Regions from separate parts of the Mus musculus genome. Here region 1 is linked to region 2. A link is a loop called in an ENCODE intact Hi-C map of the cell type or tissue named here. Cell type or tissue: gastrocnemius. All regions are shown on one strand.

The links. A loop is a pair of places that touch in the nucleus more often than their neighbours do. Peaks named below come from ENCODE experiments on the same cell type or tissue, not always from the same donor. Only the 100,000 strongest peaks of a DNase experiment are listed, where the experiment ranks them.
Region 1: a loop joins it to region 2, with 2.5 times the contacts of the local background. A loop is called at or near these places in 4 of 42 quality-filtered maps.

What each region holds. Positions count from the first base shown.
Region 1 is chr11:64,466,619-64,471,618 of GRCm38, forward strand. All of the region lies in intron 1 of Hs3st3a1 (heparan sulfate (glucosamine) 3-O-sulfotransferase 3A1), which reads left to right. Among named protein-coding and RNA genes, the nearest start is that of F930015N05Rik, 32 kb to the left of the region's middle. In gastrocnemius, no CTCF peak of the experiment used is centred here; a DNase peak (open chromatin) is centred at 2,311.
Region 2 is chr11:64,716,473-64,721,472 of GRCm38, forward strand. It overlaps Gm30305 (a long non-coding RNA gene), which reads right to left and starts at 2,786. Exons shown (of 4, transcript XR_879925.1): 1 at 2,568-2,786. In gastrocnemius, a CTCF peak has its summit at 2,404 (motif pointing left); a DNase peak (open chromatin) is centred at 2,409.

The DNA.
Region 1 (5,000 bases), 250 kb before region 2:
TAATGGTAGGAAACTATTAAATGCCTGCTTTCTATGATTAATTTGCTATGTTTCTGTAATATCAGAAACTTTCTGGTGTAGCAAAAACACCACAATTCAAAGTGAACAGTAGCCTTGAATCTAAGCCCTGGTGTTTGAGGCAGTGTTCATTGGTGTAGTATGGTATGGGACATGCACAGTTTGTGAGCATGCTGTGTGATCCAAACCAAAGCTTCAGTGAGGTTGTGTGGCTCAGTACAGGCCGGTGCTCCCCCAACCAGCTTGAATCCATTGCGTGTGAATCGATGTTGGACCCTGTGTGTCAAACATTGCTCTAATGAACGTTTTGTGAACCGCCATTATCATTTACCAGACCCCATATGAGGCTGTGACCCATAGTTTAAGGTGCTTGTGGGGTGTATGTAACTGTGAAGAGGTGGAACGGAGCTACATATCTAAAGTTGGCATTAGCCACAGCATGAGGCGCTGCTCTGGGGGGATGAATGAAACGTAGGGAGACAAGATGTTCAAAGTCATGCAGACTCATCTTCAGGAAAAGCTCTTCAGATTTTCAGTGTAGGCATGCATCCAAGTGCTTTCTTGCACATCAGTAATTTGGTTCATGCATTGAGCCATAATCAATAGTAAAAATGATGTACCTGGCACCAATACTCATAGGTGCTGTTCTGTGATATTCAAGCTATGTGCTTACTGCTGCTTGATAATATCTTATAAATGTAGTGTGTAGGAGGTTGTGCCAGGAGGGTCTCTGGAGGTCAACACAGTAACATAGTGGGAGAGTTAGAGCGGGAGGAGAGAGGGAGGGAAGAAAGAGAGAGACAGTGAAAGAGAGACAGAGAGACAAAGATAGAGTGACAGAGACAGAGAGAGACGGAGCTGGAGAAATAAGAAAAAGAACAGCCATGTTCCTTAAGGCACATATCCAGTAGTAGGAAGGAGGAGGGGACGCCTTTCAGTCCCATCCTGGGGCTCTGTGACCCTAGGGCAGGTTTTAGTGCTTTGCTGGGTTTTTCTGTCCTCTGGATTCTATCGATTTAGTGATCCTTAGAACCAATGAGTGTCAAAATGAAAGAACCAGCCAGACTTCCTTTGAACTGTATCTAGATGTATGCTTGTGTCATCACTGCACAGTGGTGCACAGTGCCTGGATACTGCCGCATTTTCTCAGTTTACCTGTATTCCTAACCCCAGTTTTTCTAAGAGAAATAACTCTGCCTCCCCTAATCCCAGATAATGAGGACCTGTGTGAGTGTGCGATGGTTTCTGTGGGATAAAATCGGTACCAACCCACACGACTACCCTTCCTGAAAGGGCAAAAAGCTAGCCTCCCATTGAAGGCTCCAGTTCCTGCTCTAATCCCTCCACTTCCCTTAGACTCCAACCTCAGTGTCCTTCGGCACCAGGCCAACCTGAAAGACAGTTGTTCACTCTATCCTGGGGATTTGGTGCTGTTGGGAAAACTTACTTCCTTCTGTCTCACAGGGAGGGAGGTGTCTGTGAATCCATGAAGAAACCAATAGGGGCTTCAGGTGCCATCGGTATTATGCAGGACAGTAGGCATATATTTTCCCACTATGTATGACATCCCTGGGAATCTGTGGCATCTTGATCAGGGTCCCATTAGGTCCCCTTAAATTCCTTCATCTCAAGAGTGAGAGAAGCCTGCAACTGGCTTTATTCATTTAAACACTGTGTGCACCTGGTATGTGAGCCCCTAGTAAAGAGAAGCTGGGGCCTTCCAGGCGTAGGAAGTTAGGGGAAAAAATCATCCTTTTATGAACTCAAATACTGTGCTGTCATAGGTAAATAGAAGATGGTTTATGGCCACAGGGCACATCGATCAGCTTCATAAATGCAGACCTCTGGAGCTCAGCTGGGTGCCTAGATATTTGACTCTTTGGATGGGGTTCTGCCCAGTGGAAATGCTTGCCAGTGATTTCCATCAATGTAGAAAAACAGAACTTACAGCTCATAAATCCTCTGCCTGGCCAGACCTGGGGATTGGGGATGGGCTGGGGGTGGTAGGACCTGGGGGGAGGGCCGAAGACGGAGCGTGGAGGATGTTAAAGGAGCGCCATTAGGATAATGTTTCCTCAGTTTCTGAATCTGTCTTTCACTCTGGACATTTTTATAGGGTCATTCAAAACCCAGGATGTAATGGTGATCAGAGCCAGAAGGGAGGGGGCTGCAGTGTCAGGAATTGGCTAGCATTACATCCCCGCCACTCTCTGTCCCTCCTGTGTGCCCTGGCAGCCATGTTGGTGACAGGATGTGAAATGTTTGCTGAATGGATTGGCGTGTCTGTCTTCGGGGGACACGTTTGTCCCTGCCCTTCTTGGCTTGTCCTGGCCATGGCTGTGTCTGTGTCTGACTCATCTCTTGGCATGAGTCATTAGCTTAAAAACCCTCTCCCAGACTGCCCAAGCTGCCTTTGACTAGAGACAGAGCTGAAGTTACTGCCCAAACATTCCTGCAAACATGGGGTGGAAATTGTGATGGGATGGGAGAAAGAAATGGTGGAATCCAATCAGTTATTTCTTCAGTTTTAGGGATTTGAAAGGGTCTGAACATCGATCCTTGCTTGCAGCTTTGCTGTCTGGAAAAGACATTTGCTGCATGACCCTGTCTCCAGTCAGGGGCCAAGCTCCTTGGCCTAACAGGCACATCTGCCTTCAGTGCCACCCAGTCCAAACAAACCATAACCTCGTACTGCTGTGCATATATCCTCTCCAAAACCCACCCATACTGCTGTGCATATATTCTCTTCAAAACCCACCCATACTGCTGTGCATATATCCTCTCCAAAACCCACCCATACTGCTGTGCATATATCCTCTCCAAAACCCACCCATACTGCTGTGCATATATTCTCTTCAAAACCCACCCATACTGCTGTGCATATATCCTCTCCAAAACCCACCCATACTGCTGAGCATATATCCTCTCCAAAACCCACCCATACTGCTGTGCATATATCCTCTCCAAAACCCACCCATATCTGGAATGTTGGCACCAGTAAAATGCACAACCCACCTCCCCTGCCTCCTCTCTCTCTCCACCCCCCCCTCTCTAAAATCTCCCACTGGAATTCCCTTGTATTTCCAGCTTTGTGGGATGTCGGATGACCTATAGCTAAAGCATTGAGGGATGGTCCAGGTTTGCTACATCTCAGAAGGAAAGATTAGCAGAGAGAAGGATTTTCCTCAGAGGGAAATCAAGTAGCAAAGGGCAAGACAAAAAAAAAAAAAAGAGTCTAGCATTCTTCCCCAAGATGAGAGAGTTAGAGATGGTCAGCAGAGGCCCACAGCCACAGTCAGCGTGAGCATCCCCTGTCCTCGAACAGTGCCCCCCCCCCCCCCCCCCGAGCTGGTTATTTATTGGAATCACCTGGAAGCTTAAAAACACTGTGGGCTCAGTTTCCTCCCGAGAGACGTGTATCTTATCCATCTCTAGGTGGGCCCTAGTGCAGATTTAGAAGCTCGAGAGGTGATTCTGTGGTGCTTGGAAGAATTGGGGCCTTTTGCCTGCGATGTGCGCTGAGCAGCTTGGAAGTAGGACACTTCCTCTCTGGTCTCCCACTGTGGGTCTCATGCTCACGGGCCCTGGACATTAGGCACTTCAAAGTTCTGTATGCATTTTACTCTACTAGAACTGGAGTTTGTAAAATAAATCAGTGATTTTTGTTCATTGACTTATGTAGTTGCTATCATTACACCATATGATAAGTGCCACTATGAGCCCTCATACAGAAAGAGTAATGTGACTACAAGAGGCCTTGTAACACTATGTTCAAACAGTCCCTGAGATCTACAGTTGGATCTGGGCCTAGACCATTATTACTATTATTATTATTATTATTATTATTATTATTATTATTATTATGTGTCTAGTATTATGTATCAGGTTACTTAGGGTTTCTATTGCTGTGAAGAAAGACCATGGCAACTCTTATAAAGAAAAACATTGGAGCTAGCTTACAGGTTCATAGTTTTAGTCCTATTAGCATCACAGTGGGAAGCTTGGCAACATAGGCAGATATGATGCTGGAGAAGAAGCCAAGAATTCCACATCTGGATTGGCAGGCAGGATATATATATATGAGAAAGACAGAGAGACAGAGACAGAGACAGAGACAGAAACAGAGACAGAGACAGATAGACCATGGGCCTATCTCAAGCATCTGAAATCTCAAAGCCCAACTCAGTGAAACACTTCTTCCAACAAAGCTGCACCCACTCCTACAAGGCCACACCCACTTCACTAATGCCACACCCACTCCAACAAAACCACACCCACTCCAACAAGGCCATGCCTCCTAGTTGTGGCAGTCACTCTGAGCCTATGGGGATCATTCAAACTACCTCACCAAGTCTGGTTTGAACCACTGTATTATATCAATGGGCACTTTATTATTAACTTTTCAACAATACATCCTTTTTTTTCCAAGGGCTATTTTTTGACATTGACATTTTCTAAGCGTTTTCATGGTAGTTATTTAGACATATATTTAGGTTTTGAGTGGTCAATTCTTTTATTTTCAGATCTCTGCATTCTCCAGTTCTTAAAAGAATGCATGAAATATATGAACTTTATAGACAACTTCTCACTACTGGAGGTGGAATGTATCGTCTTCAGGAAGCTGCAGATACAGTGTTTAAAGGAATAAACTGGTCTGTCACAGGGAAGCTGCTTGCCATGACCTTTGCTGTGACTCTGCTTAGAACTGTCAGCCATTCATTTCCATACTTGGAGTTTTATTATCTATTGGCTTTTGGTTTTTAAATTCTGTATTTGAAGCTTTAATTTTGATTTCTGTTTGTATTCTTTGTAGTTTAAACAACAAGGCATACTTTTAGCATTTAATTAAGATTTGCAGGTCCGATTGTTTTTCCAAAAGTTTTTTAACAAATAAAATTTCCATAGAACATACCATTTGTGAGTATACATTTTCCCTTACACCCAAACTTATTTCCTGGTGTGAAGACCTCAGCCCTTCTCTT
Region 2 (5,000 bases):
ACATCCTTTCAAAGTACTCAAGGAGGGGTCAAAGATTTCTGTATGTAACTTAGACACTTATTTGTTTCAATAATACTCTAACAGCTCTATCTATTTAATATACCCTTATGATTCCCTGCTGCAGGGACATGGGATAAGTTCTTCCTCATGCCTCAGCCATAGTCTACCTGGCGTCTTCTTAGGTTTCTCTACTCTTCCTGTGATATTCTCTCCTTCACCTGTACACACTCAGGCAATGCCATCTCCTCAGATGGAATTCTCTACTGTCTTTACCACTTCCCATGGGGTCTTATCTCTAACCTGGCTCCCTCATTCCAGTCCATTTAATGACTCATTAACACATTACATTCAACATGTACAATGCACAACTGGCTATTCGATCTATGTCTGAGGTTCCTTCTCAGAAAATGGCATTTAACTGTTCCAACATGGTCACCTGCTTGTCATTCTTGCTTTCTCCCACATACTCATATCAGATGGCTTGATGAATCATCTCTTACTTGCACCCATCTCATGACCATTTCTCTGGCTTAGACTACATTGGCATCCCAGAATCCTGTAGTGGTCTCCTAACTGATCTTTTTCATTAGTCTTCCTCTCCTGCTATTCATTGTCCTCATGATCTCTAGGGACTCCCGTTTTAAAAAAAAAAATACACATTAAAAAATACACATAAAGAAGCCTTTATCTTCTTATGGCATCGTCCTTACTTAGAAGTGACACTGTATTTATCCTCCTTTTCAGTTTCTATATATGGCTGAAGTGATTCATATAAACAATCCTCTCTTCTGGAAATCACTCTCTGCTTTGCTTGTGCCTTATCAGCTCAATCTTTGTTGTTGTCGTTGTTGCTGTTGATATTCTAACTTTACAGAGATGGTTTCTGTCACAACAATGGGTAGCATTTTCTTTCCATTTTTGTTATTTGAAGATTCACTTTATTTTTATTTATGTATATGTCTGTGTATGTGTGCACATGGGTATATGCACATAGATGTCATACCTGCAGAGGCTAGAAGAGGGCGTCTGAGCACCCTGGAGCTGGAGTTAGGAGTAGTGAGCCCCCCAGCGTGGGTACTGGGATCTGAACCTAGGCTCTCCATAAGAGCAGCGAGTGCTTGGAACTGCTGGCTCATCTCTCCAACCCCGGCCCTTTGGTTTTGAGACTTTATCCAGGCAGTTACTTCAGCCTGGGTGACAACTTCCCTTCTCACCCATCAAGCCACATTTTTCTCCTAATACCTACATACTCTTCAAGCTGGCAAAAATGATGATTTCTGGAAAGTCTCCACTGATTCTCCCCAAGCCAATCAACACTGCCTCTGGCAGCCTTTCCCTTCTGGTACAGCGCTTTACACAGTGAGCTCTTGCGTGTGTTCTGCCTCTAAGGTAGACTCTGCTGCCTTCTACTTCAGTGATTGTTTGGTGTGCTATGGCAAGCTATCATCAGGCCACATCTGTCTCGACAGTTTAAAGTGTATATATCCAGTCTGCATTTGTCTGTAGACAATCCCCTAACTTCAACTCCAAACCATTTTGTAACTGCTACCCTGGTTCCATAGAGCTTTTCAACTTTGATAAGAAAACCAGTAAGAAAATTTCTCTCCTTTCCCTTCCCTTCCCTTCCCTTCCCTTCCCTTCCCTTCCCTTCCCTTCCCTTCCCTTCCCTTCCCTTCCCTCTTTTATTCAACCTCTCCTCTGGTCTATTCACCCTCATGGATGCACTCTAAGTTCTGTTTGAGGCATGTTAACTCTAATTTAAAAATCTCTCAGCTGTAAGAAAAGAGAAAGAAAAGAAATCCATTTTCTCTTTGCTGAAATTGAGATCCACTGCTAGTTGTAGGAAGGGCAATCAGGAGAGTTGGCCTTCAGCATTTGGCTGTCCTTGGGTTCAGACCTATGTTCTTCTACCCTGTTTCCAACCCTGATCTGTGTAGATCATGAGCAATGAGCTTGTTTGCCCTGCTGTGTGTGATTTCAGGCTGCTGAGCTGTTATCAAAGGAACGTTTGCAACTGGTGCTTCTCCAGGGCCCACACTTAAGTCACTGTCTTAAGGTTACAGGGGTCTCTGTCAGGTGTCCTTCACCTCCCACTGCAGCCCTGACATCTCCTGCACCGACAGACACTGGCCTCCCTATTTGCCCCTTCACTCTGAACTGTGAAAGTGCTTAAGGTTCTAAAATGCAGTTAGCAACCATCAATAACTCCTAAGTCAGGTAGAAGTCTGTTCATTCTTAGTCGTTTAACTGAGAACTTAAAATCATCTTAACCCATTTAGGAAAAAAACATAATCTTACATTAATGGCACTTATCTCATTCCTAGTATGCCACAAATTATGTAATTCCTGTGTGTGAGAAACTTGAACAGCCCACGATGCCTTTACATTGGGGCTCCCCCTACTGGTCAGCAGTGGGCCTGTCTGAGGAACCACTCCTCTGGAGGAGAACCCGGAAGCTTCAGCAAAAGCCCAGAGGCTGGACACTAAGAAAAAGGGGGAACCCAACTGGGGCTGGACACCAGGAAAAATGAGTGTGCCTGGGCTAGGTTAAAATGTTTTTATCTTACCTGGTTAATTCAAAGGTCTAAGTGCCCTCAGCATTTCTTAGTGATCTGACAAAGAATTTGCACCTATCAGTTCCTGTTGGAGCCCATGGATGGTCTAACCTTGGTCTGGACTCTGAAAGAGCAGTATAGGAGCCTCCAGAGAAAGAAAGGATTGAGGATACACGGAGAGGAGAGTACTGACTGCCGATTGTAACTGGCTGCTGCCCCTGGAGTCGAGAGGCTGGATCAACCCGTACTTATGAGCAGAGCTCTCTGGGAAAAACACGCGCGTGTTTCTCACGTTCCTTAAAGGAGATAAATTGAGACAATTTAATACCCAATCAAATCTTAATGATTTTACCTTCCATACTGTGCACGATAACTTCAAAGCTGTAGTCTAGTCAGTATATTTTGACTTGAAATTTGGTATTATGAAGTTTAGACCACAAGAAGGTATAGGCTAGTGGCCAATGAGATGGCTCAGAGGGCAAGGATGCTTGCTGCCAACCCTGAAGACCAAATTCAATCCTTAGAGCCCATATCGTGGGTAGGTAGAACTGAGCCTGGCAAGTTGTCCTCAGCCCTACCTTCATATTGCACACAAATAAATGTGGAAACAAATGTTAAAGAAGGGGGCATGCTGTTTAGGATCAAAAGCTTTGATGAGAAATAGGAGAATAAATCTCTTCCCCGGGCTTGTGGTGCTCTCACCATAAATGGTTTCTAAATCTGACCTTTATTTTCCAAGTTACCTCAGGCGACAAATCCAGAGAGTAATTACGATGTGTGTGTGCATGCGTGCACACACTATTTCAATAGTCATTGCTCTGTATGTACACAGATGTGTTTCCATTTGAGATTGCCATCAAAGTGTCATTAAGAAAATGCTTTAGAAATTATTAATTAGCTAAAATAATGTTTTCCTTGCATCAAATGGACAGGGATGTCGCCTAATTATCCTTTTGTTGTGGGTTAAATGCTTAGCAGTTTCCCTTATGTGAATTGGGCAAAGCCACGATTTTTCCTCATAAGCCTGCTCATTCAGTCTTAGATTGTCCTTTCATTTCACTTGAGACTTAACTGCGGATTAGGCCTCTTCAGAAAATATGAATATTTGAAAGAGCATTGGAACATTTCCACAGGACTGGGAGGTAACAACATTTAAAGGACAGAGTACATTGTTTTAAGCATTTTAGATTAAAGTGAGCTATCTTCGGACACATAAGCTGTAGACAAGTGACCTTTGTCCCACCTTCCCTTAGGCTAGCTGACACCCACAGCCCTGGAGTCTCTGTCTTATGGATATTTTTCAAGGAATATACTTTAGTCCTCTTTGGCTGTGCCTTATGCCCCTTCCAGTCAGTACAGTTAAAGTGAGAGATGCACAACCCATCTAAGTGTGGTGGAACACAGGAGTTGCAATCCCCGGACTCAGAAGGCAGAGAGGTTAAAAGTTCAGGGCCAGCCTGGACTGCTCAATCTCACACAACAAACAAACAAAGCTAACAGCACGAATCTCCTCTTCCTCTTAGCTGGGATGCAGACTGGCCAGTGAGAACAATTCCCAGAGTTTTGTGGCTGTGAATACAAAGGCAAGAAGGAGATGTCCTTTCTTACTTTGGAGCATCTCTGGGAGGCAACCAGGGTGTCAGCAAATAGTAATTGTGAACAGAGATGACACTGAACTCTGGCTGAGAAATGTAGGAACCAAGTATTTGAAGGAGGCTCAGGGTGAACCCGGTTTAGGGCTACATCTCAGCCCCACAAAGTGTCTTTGTTAGGGAGAGTGTGTGGATTTCTATCATTTGCTTTAGAGACACAGTTCCAACTAGTTACTAATAGAAATTTTGATAATAATGTGATTTCTATTTTTCATTCTGCTAACACTGTGTGTTCCATTTATGAATCTGTCTGTGTTGAAACATCCTCACATTACAGAGATAAAGCTTATTTGGTCATGGGACATGACTATTTTCATATACTGTTGAGTTCAGCCCTCTAGACTTTCACTGAGAATTTCTAATGTTTATGTTCACCAGGAATGCTATAGGAATCAAAATCTCAAAGTACCAACACTAAAACAGATCTGTTATCGATCTGTTATCTATCTATCTATCTATCTATCCATCCATCATCTCCCTATCCATCTATTTCAAACCTGTCATTCATCATAAATACAACTTTTATTTGTTTACTGTACTTTTAATAAACTAGAGAATGATAAGAACTATAGACATCTTTTAAAAAAAGAAATTTCAAAGCCTGAATCTTAAAGCCAGGGCATCAGAGTCCGCCCGGTGAGATGCACACCTAAGAGATCACTCCTGTCATATGAAGAAGCTGAGGGAGAGGAGCTGGGAATACCTGTGGGCCTTGACCTCCTCTGAATGTCAGAGTTGGAAACTAGATACATCCCAACATCCAATGATGTGACATCCATTGAACTATAGTCAT